3 separate regions of the Homo sapiens genome follow, and regions 2 and 3 are each linked to region 1. A link is a contact called in ENCODE Hi-C or POLR2A ChIA-PET data. All regions are on one chromosome and are shown on one strand. The core of a region is the stretch at or near the end of the contact, and the rest is flanking DNA. Distances in the headings are between cores, read along the strand shown.

Evidence for each region. Hi-C counts contacts between places; a loop is a spot of excess contacts on that map. ChIA-PET counts read pairs that join two places held with the same protein, here RNA polymerase II (POLR2A). Pooled maps may share reads with other maps.
Region 2: a pooled map shows a loop between it and region 1 (4-fold over the local background). The contact joins the promoter of TRIM62 here to the enhancer-like site in region 1. A Hi-C loop is called at or near these places in 1 of 37 single-sample maps with no recorded cell type and 9 of 50 pooled maps. POLR2A ChIA-PET finds 5 or more read pairs at or near these places in 3 of 52 experiments (SK-N-SH, WTC11 and naive thymus-derived CD4-positive, alpha-beta T cell).
Region 3: a loop to region 1 is called in a map of endothelial cell of hepatic sinusoid, with 4 times the contacts of the local background. The contact joins two enhancer-like sites. A Hi-C loop is called at or near these places in 3 of 168 maps with a recorded cell type or tissue (endothelial cell of hepatic sinusoid, heart left ventricle and psoas muscle) and 1 of 37 single-sample maps with no recorded cell type. POLR2A ChIA-PET finds 5 or more read pairs at or near these places in 1 of 52 experiments (AG04449).

Annotation. Positions count from the first base shown.
Region 1 is chr1:33,293,653-33,297,182 of GRCh38, reverse strand. ZNF362 (zinc finger protein 362) reads right to left here. Exons shown (of 9, transcript NM_152493.3): 7 at 2,168-2,246; 8 at 1,878-2,036. Among named protein-coding and RNA genes, the nearest start is that of A3GALT2, 26 kb to the left of the region's middle. RefSeq lists an enhancer at 1,377-1,887. Within about 2 kb of position 1,911, at least 11 of the 41 ENCODE cell types and tissues checked have a DNase peak (open chromatin) inside an H3K27ac peak, as active enhancers do.
Region 2 is chr1:33,180,423-33,183,952 of GRCh38, reverse strand. It overlaps TRIM62 (tripartite motif containing 62), which reads left to right and starts at 1,910. Exons shown (of 5, transcript NM_018207.3): 1 at 1,910-2,928. The coding sequence starts at 2,521. It also overlaps a transcript of ZNF362 not described here. RefSeq lists silencers at 1,736-2,045, 2,276-2,345, 2,936-3,135 and an enhancer at 3,218-3,387.
Region 3 is chr1:33,380,824-33,384,353 of GRCh38, reverse strand. All of the region lies in intron 1 of PHC2 (polyhomeotic homolog 2), which reads left to right. Among named protein-coding and RNA genes, the nearest start is that of PHC2-AS1, 32 kb to the right of the region's middle. Within about 2 kb of position 1,598, at least 4 of the 41 ENCODE cell types and tissues checked have a DNase peak (open chromatin) inside an H3K27ac peak, as active enhancers do.

The DNA.
Region 1 (3,530 bases), core at 662-3,161:
GCTCACCCCTTTGGAGCCCTTTTCCCTGCAGATTCTGTCCTCTTCGCCTCCTGACCCTCCTCTGCCCTTTGAACTCCAGGGAAGAATAAATGTTACAGACTCAGCACTTAGCAAGTGGCAGCCCTGCCCGGCACCTGACAAGTACTGCCAACAACCCCACCTATGATCCATGAACAGCCTCCAGCCAGAGTGACCTTGCAAAAATACCTTCCCTGCCAGGCACAGTGGTGCACACCTGTAGCCCCAGCTACTCTGGAGGTTGAAGCAGGAGGATCCCTTGAGCCCAGGATTTTGATTCCAGCCTGGGCAACATAGCAAGACCCCGTCTCTAAAATATACCAAAAAAAAAAAAAAAAAACCCTTCCTGACAGTCCCCTCCCTGTAGCTTCCCATTCCACCTGAAAAAATATCCAAACTTTTCTAACAGAGCCCCAAGGCCCCAACTGACCTAATTTCCTTTGAGTTCTTGTAACGTGCCAAGTTTGTTACCCCTCAGGGGGTTCGCACTCAGTGTTCGCCTGCATGGAAGCTTCTTTCCCCTCTTTCTCCTCCTCATCCAATTATCCTTCAAGGCTTCACCTAAGTGTTGCTCCTCCAGGTGGTCAATCTGGACTCATCCCCCTTCCCAGCTCCATTGTGTCCTCCCTGCTGTCTTTCAAAACACACTTTTATCACAGTGGTTCTCAATTGAGGTGATTTTGCCCCCCAGGGACAAAGAGCCAGGATGAGAACCCAGGAGTGGCAGGGACAAAAGGAGCTCCCAGGGAGGACACAGAGGGACAGAGCTTCAGGGCCATGCTGTCCCCCAGGATGCAGGACTCCAGAATGCAGGACGGCATGGCCCTGCAGCTCAGCCCCTCTGTGTCATCCCTGAAGACATTTTTTGGCTGTCACCACTTGGGGAGCGGTTGCTACTGGCATCTAGCGGATGGAGGCCTGGAATGCTGCTCAGAGCCCTGCCACGTGCAGGCCAGCGCCCACAGTGGAAAGGTCCGGCCCAAATGTCCATCTGGACTAGGGCCGAGAGTCTCTGCTTTACAGCAGCTACACAATTTCCCGTCAAACAGTTACGTGTGTACTTGTTTAATACTTGTCTCCAACAGTTCTTAATTTCCCTGGGGACAAAAAATAGATCTGTCTGGCTCATCCCAATGCCCGAGCACCAGGCAGAAGTGTTTAGTAAAGACTGAGTGAATAAATAATGGTACTAGCTCAGGTTGATTTGGCACCACTCTGCCAGCCAACAGCCCTGTGAGTTCATCCATTTGACAGATGAGGAAACTGAGGCTCAGTGACCTCTATGTCGGGGATACGGGGTCTGTTAACTAGAATATTAGATCAAACAGAAGCACACACTCAAGCGATTCGCCTGGGGGTGAATGGTATTTCTGGGTGCCAAAAGGCCCTCGTTTGGGGAAATTCCCACCCAGGGACGGGAGCTGAATGCTCTGAGCTTTCCGGGCTGCTCAGGCCTTTCCTGAGATGAGGGTGGCTATGGGCCATGTCACTGCGCCACCTTGTGGCCACAATGGGGGTTGCAGCTTCCTGGGTGACAGGAAGGCGCTTCTCTCTGTAGCTCTGCGGAGCAGGTGAAAAGCCTCCTGCCACTGCTGTGAGTACTCCAGGGCCTCGGAGACTCAGGCTAAAGGTGAGCAGGAGGCTAGGGGCTTGGTCAGGGGTAGCTGAAACCAGAAGTGGGAAGCAAAAGCTCTGGTTCTCCCCTTCCCTGTGATCTCAGGGTGTCACTTCCCTTCTCTAGGCCTCAATTTGTCTGGAAAATGGGAAGAGTCGACACAGATCTGACAATGGGGAAGCAACTGAGGCCTGGAAGACGAAGTGGCTCCCCCGGGGCAGGGCACAGGCCGACCGGCACTCACCGAGGTGTAGGCCCGCCCACACATGCTGCAGCAGTAGGCCTTGGCGTGCTTGATGGCGTGGGCCGAGAGGTGGATCTGCAAAGAAGCGGAGTCCGAATAGGCCCGGTAGCAGTTGGGACACTTGTAGGGCTTGTCCTTGTTGTGCTGGCGCTGGTGAGACTGTAGGGGCACAGCAGGGGGTCAGGAGAGGAACAGGGCTCCCTCACCCCACCCCCTTCCTACGCTTCCTTGTGGGGGTGGGTGGGGGGGCACCAGAGCACCTGGTGGGCAGGAGGCAGGCAGGCACTCACCTGGAGGTTGGAGAGCTGAGTGAAAGCCTTCTCGCAGCCAGGATGTGGGCACTTGTAGGGTCTGTCGCCTGTGTGGATTCTGTAATGGGCAGCCCAGTAAGGTCGAAGTCCCTGACACACACCCCAAGACCGCTCCAGTTCCCAAGTCCTTACTCTGGCCCCTAAGCCTCTCGGTCCCTACCCTGCCCATGCTCCCCAAGGACCAAGAGTGAGCCCAGGCAAGAGCTGGGGACTTCAACGGCCATGGCTCTTCCTTCCTTCTCTGGCCTCCACTGCCAGTCTGACCAGAGCCTCCTACTTCCCACAGGTCCCAGCTGTCCCCAGCCCACCACCAGAGCCCTTGCAGCAACCCAGTGCAGGCCTCGGAGAGGGCCTGATTTGGCTGCCCCTCTCTTTGAAAACCCCACACTACGGACCACATATTGCAAAGAACACAGATGCACAGCTTTGTCGGGACCTTCCCTGCCCACCCAGCCTCCTTCCCTAAGAAGAAGGAGACATCTCCCTCTAATTGGCCCCAGACACTTATTTCCTGTCCCTACCCCATGTCAGGCACATCTCCGTGACAGCTGCATGGTCACCCCAGTAAATGGGAGAATGTGGGACAGCATGGCCCTGAAGCTCAGCCCCTCTGTGTCCTTCCTGAGAGCTCCTTCTGTCCCTGCCACTCCTGGGTTCTCATCCTGGCTATTAACCAGCTGGGTGACCTTGGACAAACCACTGAGCATCAGTTTCCTCATCTGCAAAATGGGTATAAAAATACAGTTCCTATCTCATCGGGCTTTGTGAAGATAACATCAGATAATGCATGTAAAGGGCTTAGCCTAGTGTTGGTACAAAGTAAGCACTCAACGTTTGCCAGTTATCGTTATTCATTCACATTCATTACATTGGGTACCCATGCCCCAGGCACTGTGCTAGGTATTTGGAATATATCATGAACAAAACAGACAAAAGCCACTGCCTGGAGGAAATAAGCAACAAGCGTGAAATAAGTAAATCACATGTAGAAGGTAGTAAGTTCTGTGGGAAAAACAACAAGATGGGGAGACCATGAGTGACGGGAAGGAGGGATACAGTTTTAAACGGAGATAAGGGCCTCATGAGGAAGGTGACACTGGGGCAGTGACTTGAGGGCTGATGACCCTGTACCTGCCCAACAGCCCAGGTGAGGATGGAGCTGTGGACTGGGTGATGATGTCCACAAATGGAGCTCAGCAGCCTGGCATGCACTAATAGTGGCCTTCCCTGCTTTCCACACTCATGCCTTTGCACCATCTCCCTGGGCGTGTCTTCAAGCATCTGTTTGGGCAAATCTGCTGTACCAAGCAGGTGAGCAATGAAATGCCAGCTGGGCCTGCAC
Region 2 (3,530 bases), core at 661-3,160, 110 kb after region 1:
GGGATTCTCTGGGTTGCAAAGTGACAATGCACTACTGTTAAACTGGCTTATGCAATAAGATGGACCATCTCACATATCCTGAAGTCCAGACTCTGCATCAGAATAAAAGCTTCTCTTCCCTAGGACTCTCTTGGCCTTGCCCTCCCTTCTGTATTTGCTGCATCCTCAGACTGGGAGCAAGATGGCTGTTGCAATTCCAAGCATTGCCACCAAACATATCCCAGCAAAGGGGGCAGACTGTTTTGCAAAGTAAAGAGACCATTTCCTGAAAACCCCTCTCTGCCATAGGCTTCCCCTTTAGTTTTTCAGGCTGGACCTGCCCAAACCGTCACTGGCAAGAGGAATGAGACCACCATAATGGACTTGGACCAAACAAGACTCACTCCATGAGACCACCATAATGGACTTGGACCAAACAAGACTCACTCCTGGAAATGGGCTGGGGTCAGCCTTCCTTGGGTCACTTGGGGAAGGGGGCCACCTGACCAAAATCAGGGCTCTGCCCATAAGAAAATGTTGAGAAACTGCTGTTGCATGAGCAACCAACTATTTTTCTCGCAATGATGGAGATTCTGGGCCAGATGAGGGTGTGATGGAGAAAGTGTTAACCATAGAGAACTAAACTGAGAGCTTTTTCATAAACTGTACCTCAATAAAGTTTAACACCAATGAAGATATTTCTGGAGGAGGCAGAAACTGGTAGCCACCCTCTATGGCTCATTTCCCTCACCCCCGTATCCAACCATCACCAAATGTCACCGTGTCTGTACTTGCAATACCCTAGTCTTCTCTCCTTACCCACTGCTGAGGCCCCAGTTCGGGTCTCACCTCCTGCAGGCACGATGACAACAGCACCTTAGGGGTGCCCAGTCTTTCCTTCCTCCTGCAACCCAGGGCGTTGATGCGGTTATTCAGCTACACACCTTTACTGTGTGCTGAGTGCTGTGCATCCGCAGACACATTGGAAAAGCTCCCTGTCTTCTTCACCTTGCAGATGGTATAATGATTATCTCCAAGACTTCCTGAAACCCAATCGGACCAGGTCATTCCCTTGCCTGAAAGCCCCATGCCTTCAAGAAATTCTTTACCATGACCCACAATGCCCTCCAGCCCACCCAGGCTCCTTCTCCACCCCACCCCCAACAGTACAGAATTACTAGCACTTCCTTCACTGCGCCCTCCCCTTTCACGCCTCTATGCTTTTGCACAGGCTGTCTCCTCTGCCTAGAAATCCCTTATCCCCTCTCCATCTGGCACACAAGACAAGTTCTCCTATTACTTTTTCTCCCTCTCTCCTGCTCCACCCCTCACCGCCTTACACACACACACACACACACACACACACACACACAAATACAGCACTCCAGAATTGTTTGCCAATGGAGGCAGCCTCCGGGGCCAGATGTTAGCCAGGGCTTTCCAAACTTCTCCCCAAGCACTCCTTAAGAAAGTGAAGAGGAAATGGGACCCCAGGGCTTAGGAGTGTGAGGGCCTTGAACTCGCTCTAAGCAAGCAGGGCATTTCAAGAGTTTTATCTTTATATTTTATGCAGAAGTTGTATTCCAAATATATTCTTGTTCGTTTTAATACAAAATATGATTTTTTCTACATCTTCAAATCGATGATCCAGAAAGATGCTCCTTGTTTATTTGTTGTGCTCTCAAATTAGCTGCTCCGCCTCGCCGCGGGGACCCTAAGCGAGACCTGGATGCAGTTCCAAGTACACACCCCGAAGGAACAGCTGGGCTTCGCTTCCCTGGGAGCTGGAGGATGGTGGGGGTGGGGCGGGGTCAACCGGCTGGTGGCCCCGCCCCTCCCCCGCCCGCTGCGGGGGCGGAGTTGCTTGGGTCCCGCCCACGGGGGCGGGGAGGCAGCCGCGGCCACCGGCAGCTCGGATTCGGCTGGTTCCGGGTTGAGAGGCTGCGCTGGACCGAAGCGGTGGCTGCTAAGCTCGCGGGGGTAAGGGGTCGCGCTGGGCCAGGGTTTGGGGCCGGGATCCGGCAGCTGAGCGGGCCGGCACCCCTCCTCTTCTCTGCCGGTCACAGCCAATGTACGGCTCGGCCTGGCTGCCCCCTCCCCCAGGATTCCCCATCCCCAGCTTCTCGCCCTCCCCGCACCGCCCCCACCCCGGGATTTCGACCCCCTTAAGGGCTCCACCCCGCTCCGGGATCCCCTTCTCCCAGCTCCTATCCCTTAGGACTGCCCCGCCCCCTAGAACCTCCCCGTCAGGATCTCCGTCCCTCAGCCGCTCACAGCCTCCTCCCAGCGCCCATCGCCTTGAGCTGCCCACTACCTCTAGACTGCCCTCCCGGGCTGGCGTCCCACGGAGTCTCAGCCGCGCACCCCTTCCTCGCGTTACCCTCCTTCCGGACAGCACCCCCTCCCTTCTCCGGTAGCTCCTACCCCTGCCTGTGCGGGCCTCGTCCCCGCGCCCAGCCCTCGGTGCTGCCTCCGACAGCGCCGCGCTCTCTCAGCCGCCCCCCTGCCCCTCGGGCCCCCCTCTCTGCTGCCCCTGGCGCCATGGCGTGCAGCCTCAAGGACGAGCTGCTGTGCTCCATCTGCCTGAGCATCTACCAGGACCCGGTGAGCCTGGGCTGCGAGCATTACTTCTGCCGCCGCTGCATCACGGAGCACTGGGTGCGGCAGGAGGCGCAGGGCGCCCGCGACTGCCCCGAGTGCCGGCGCACGTTCGCCGAGCCCGCGCTGGCGCCCAGCCTCAAGCTGGCCAACATCGTGGAGCGCTACAGCTCCTTCCCGCTGGACGCCATCCTCAACGCGCGCCGCGCCGCGCGACCCTGCCAGGCGCACGACAAGGTCAAGCTCTTCTGCCTCACGGACCGCGCGCTTCTCTGCTTCTTCTGCGACGAGCCTGCACTGCACGAGCAGCATCAGGTCACCGGCATCGACGACGCCTTCGACGAGCTGCAGGTGCGCTACCCGGCCTGCCTGGGGAAGGGGCGGGGCCGGGCTGGAGGTGGGGCCGGGCGGGGGGTGGGGTCAGGGCTGGACCGCGGGCCAGGCCCAGTCAGAATGGTCCTGGGGCGGGGCCGCCAGCAAGGTCAGGGCCCTATCAGGAGTAACGCGGGGCAGGGAGGGGCGGGGCCGCCGCATGGCGGGGCCGTGGGGGCGGGGCCTTGGGCAGTCCGGACCCTGAGGGATCTGAGACAGACCTGGAGTACCGGCTGGTCCGCGGTTAGGGAGAAGTCGGGGATGCGGATGGGATGGCGGAAACAAGTGAGATCAGAACTGGACCAGATACTGGGCTGGGGCAGGGTTGTGGACGAACCGGAATCAGAGTTGGGCAAAGGCAGGGCCACTGTCAGACTGAGGGCGAGGTCGCGAGGATGGGTCTGTATTAAACCGGGTAGCTGAGCTCTGGCAGGCTGGGGGTTCTGTGGGGGCGGAGACCGGATCAGATGTGCATCAGGACTAAGAGGAGTACGGGGGCTAGAATGTGCTGGACAGGTGAGGGTGAAACCTAATAGAGTGGTATAAGTTAGGGTGCCAAAGTGCTGAGAGGGCAGGTTTGA
Region 3 (3,530 bases), core at 349-2,848, 87 kb before region 1:
AATCTCATATTCAAATGGATAGTGGGGCCCCTTAGAGCAGTGGCTCTCATGCTTCATCAGCATCAGAATCTCCCAGAAGGCTGTGAGAACACAGGCTGCTGAGCCCTGCTCCCAGAATTTCTGATTCCGTAGGTCTGAAGTGGTGCCTGAAAATTTGCATTTTTGGAGAGTTGCCAAGGGACCACATTTTTGAGAAGCCTTGCCTTGGAGCATACAAAGCCATGATATTAACGAGGCTGTTTTTAATGCCTTTGCACCCTTTTTTACCATTAGTTTCAGTTGACCTTTTTAGGCTGGTCAGGTTGAGTATTAGGCAGCATAATAGTTCCCTAAGGCCGCCTTAACAAATTACCACAAACTGGGTGGCTTAAAACAACACAAATGTATCATGTTACCGTTCTGGAGGCTGGAAGTATGAAATCCAGGTGTCGGCAGGGCCATGCTCCCCCTGAGTCCTTCCTCGCCTCTTCCTAGCTTCTGGTGGCTGCAGGTGTTCTTTGGCTGGTGGCAGCATAGCTCCAATCTCTGCCTCCATCTTCACGTGGCTGGCTTCTCCCCGTGTGTGCCTGTTTTCACATGGCGTTCTTTTATAAGGACACTGCTTATATTTGATTAGGGGCCCATAGAAGACACAGAATATATTTTGCTCTGCCTTACAGCAGTGAGTCCAGGGCTGCCCAAGTCTAGACAAACTCATCCATCCCGTCCCCAAGCATTCAGCATCTGCACAGTGTGGCTTTCACTGTACATCCCTTCCAAAAGACAGCAAATCCTTCTTTTTCCTCCTCATATTCTTCAACCAACCAGCACCACCTTGTTATAGAAATACTTGATATAACCTGCCTTTTATAAATTAGGAAGAAAACAGTAAGGTTTCAGAAAGTTTACTCATTTAAATTTATAGTGTTTTGCATCACAATGAAATCATTCTGTTTGGATTGCTAGGACTATATGACCAGCTTTAATTCCTCATCCTTCACTTCTATTTTTGTTGGCCTTCATTTACTTACTTTGGTTTCTAGAGACACTAAAGGTGGCAACATGCAGAGGACAGGGGAGAGGGAGGGACCTTTTGAGATGGTTTGAGCTGCATCCATTTGGACTGCTCCCAGTGAGTCAGTGGCTTCAGACTGGAACAAATCAGGACACTTATGTTCATGCAGCAGCCGAGAGGTGTAAGGAGGCCTCCCCCAGGTCCCCTAAGTCTAGGGAGTCTGAATCTTCTGTTATTACTGCCTTATGCCTCTGGCGGAGGGGCATCCAGAAAGGAGAAGCAGAGCCACAGCAAAGGAATATGTTCACCCATCTCTTCAGACTCTCCATACCAAGCCGCCTCATGATAATACCAGCAGCCACGATGGGGCTGACGAGACTTCTCATTTCCTGCCCAGCTCTGATTCCATTAGGAAAAACCTCACCCTGCCTTACCCCAGGGCTTTAGGCTAGATTTGGAGAGAGGTTTTCAGTATCCTTCCCCTCTGCTTTCCCGGAACCTCTGTCACAGCTGTAATCCACAGCAAATGGATTTCCCTGACACTGGGGACAAAGGCCTAGTGTTTCGTAGACTTGGCGGCTCCTGGGAGGGCAGAACCATCAGCGTTTCTCCAGCTGCTGGTCTCAGGCCCTGTGGGCAGCAGAGACCTGTAATAAGATCACTATCCAAGCCAGTTATATTCAGCACATCATTCAAAGTGGCCCATTGCAGTTAGGAGGGGAGAAGTGACTTAAATAGGAATCATAGCCCTTCAGAGCCCGGGCTCATACAAAACCACACAGTGAGTAGGAACCCAGAGAAAAACAGACTTCTAGTTCTTGATGTTAGCCATTAATGAGATTTGGCTGTGATTTATAATGGGAGTCCGCAGGGATGGGTGGCCTTGGGGAAGAAATAAAGAACTAGTTGGAAGAGAAGGAAAGAATAAGAGTAGGAATTAAAAGGAAATTGAAAAGGGGTGGGTAGAATACTGAAAGCCTAGATACTGTGAAAGTTTAAGGATTCAGATTTTCTAATGTGGGTCACCAGAGGGAAGGATGTAAGGAGAGTCCACAGATGCCTCAGTAGCCCTTACTGAGACTGCAGAATGCCTCCGCTACTCTCCAGCAGCCAGAACTTTGAGCGGAAGGAAGGTGTGAAGGGGGAGATATGAAAGCTCTGGTTCAAAAAGGGGAACTGTAGAAAAAAAAGTTTTAAAGCTGTTATATGGGTCCACACTTACTAATTATGTTTTCTTCCAACTCAAGTTCCCTTCTACTAGGAGACCAACAATAAAGTGACATATGGCAGGACCCTAGCTTCTGGTTTCTCTGCAGGGCAAACTTCACCTCTCTCGTTGATAAGTCACCACCACCATGCGGGCAGGAGGTTTCCTGAGGTGCCTTCCATGGTACTGGATGAGAATCAGGGGAGCCATATCACCCCAAGTCACTTACCTCCCCCACACTGGGTCTCCGTTCTTGCATAGAAAAAACAAGGGAGATTATGGTAATTTTTGATTTCTCATACTGGTTGATGGATACACAAGCATATTATCCTTTATATATATATTACATAGAATATTTTGTAAGTATAAATGGACATTAATTAACAATTAGGGAATTAAATTCAGAGATATCAGTTCGTTTTCAACTGAAAATCTAGTATGCTTTGACACGGACTTCACCCAGTGTGGCTGAAATAATGGCTCAAGGTGAAGTTGCAGAGAGGATCATGGGAAGCGCTCTGGCTTTGGAGTCGGACTTGGTTTTGAATCCCAGTTCTATGATGACCTTACATAAATTGCTTAGATATATTTCTCATTGACAAAATTGGGATAATCATACCTATACCATAAGGGAGGTCATAGTATCTATGATAGTGCTTGACAAGTAGTAAGTGCTCAATAAATAATCACTATTATTAGTATAGACACCATTGATGGAAGGTACTGAAGTGAAATCACAGGTGGCTGATGTTTTAAACTAGTTGGTGAGAAATTTGTGGATGAGGTAGAGATTAAGCTTTCAGATGAGGAGTAGGATGGAGTATGGTGCATTTCAAGCAATTTTATTCAACAAACATCTATGGAACGAAGCACAAGGTATTATGGGAAAATATGACATGATCCCACCCCCAAGCAAATCACTTTCTTGTAAGGCTATGTTGTAAGTGCTAGGAGACAGGCAGGCACAGAGTGCTCTGGGAGCAGCCTTTAAGCTGGATGGCTTAAAGGAAGACACTGGAACCTAATTTGAAGGAAGCAAGAGGAGAAGAGTTGGGGGGGTTGCATTCAGTGCATATTTCACAGGAGAGACTCAAGTTGTTTTGAAGATCTAAGGAGTTGGTTACATGAAAAATTGAAGGAAGGCATTTCAGGGGAGGGGAATAGCGTGAGTGAAACCACAGCGGTAAAAACCACAGAGGTAGGAAGTAGCAAGGCAGCCAAATTCCAAATGACCTGGGCACCTTGGTCATAATGCTGAGACCAGAGAGAGTGCAAGTGTGGAAAATGAGGCCAGGAAGGCAAAATGGGTCAGATCATGGAGGGTTTCAC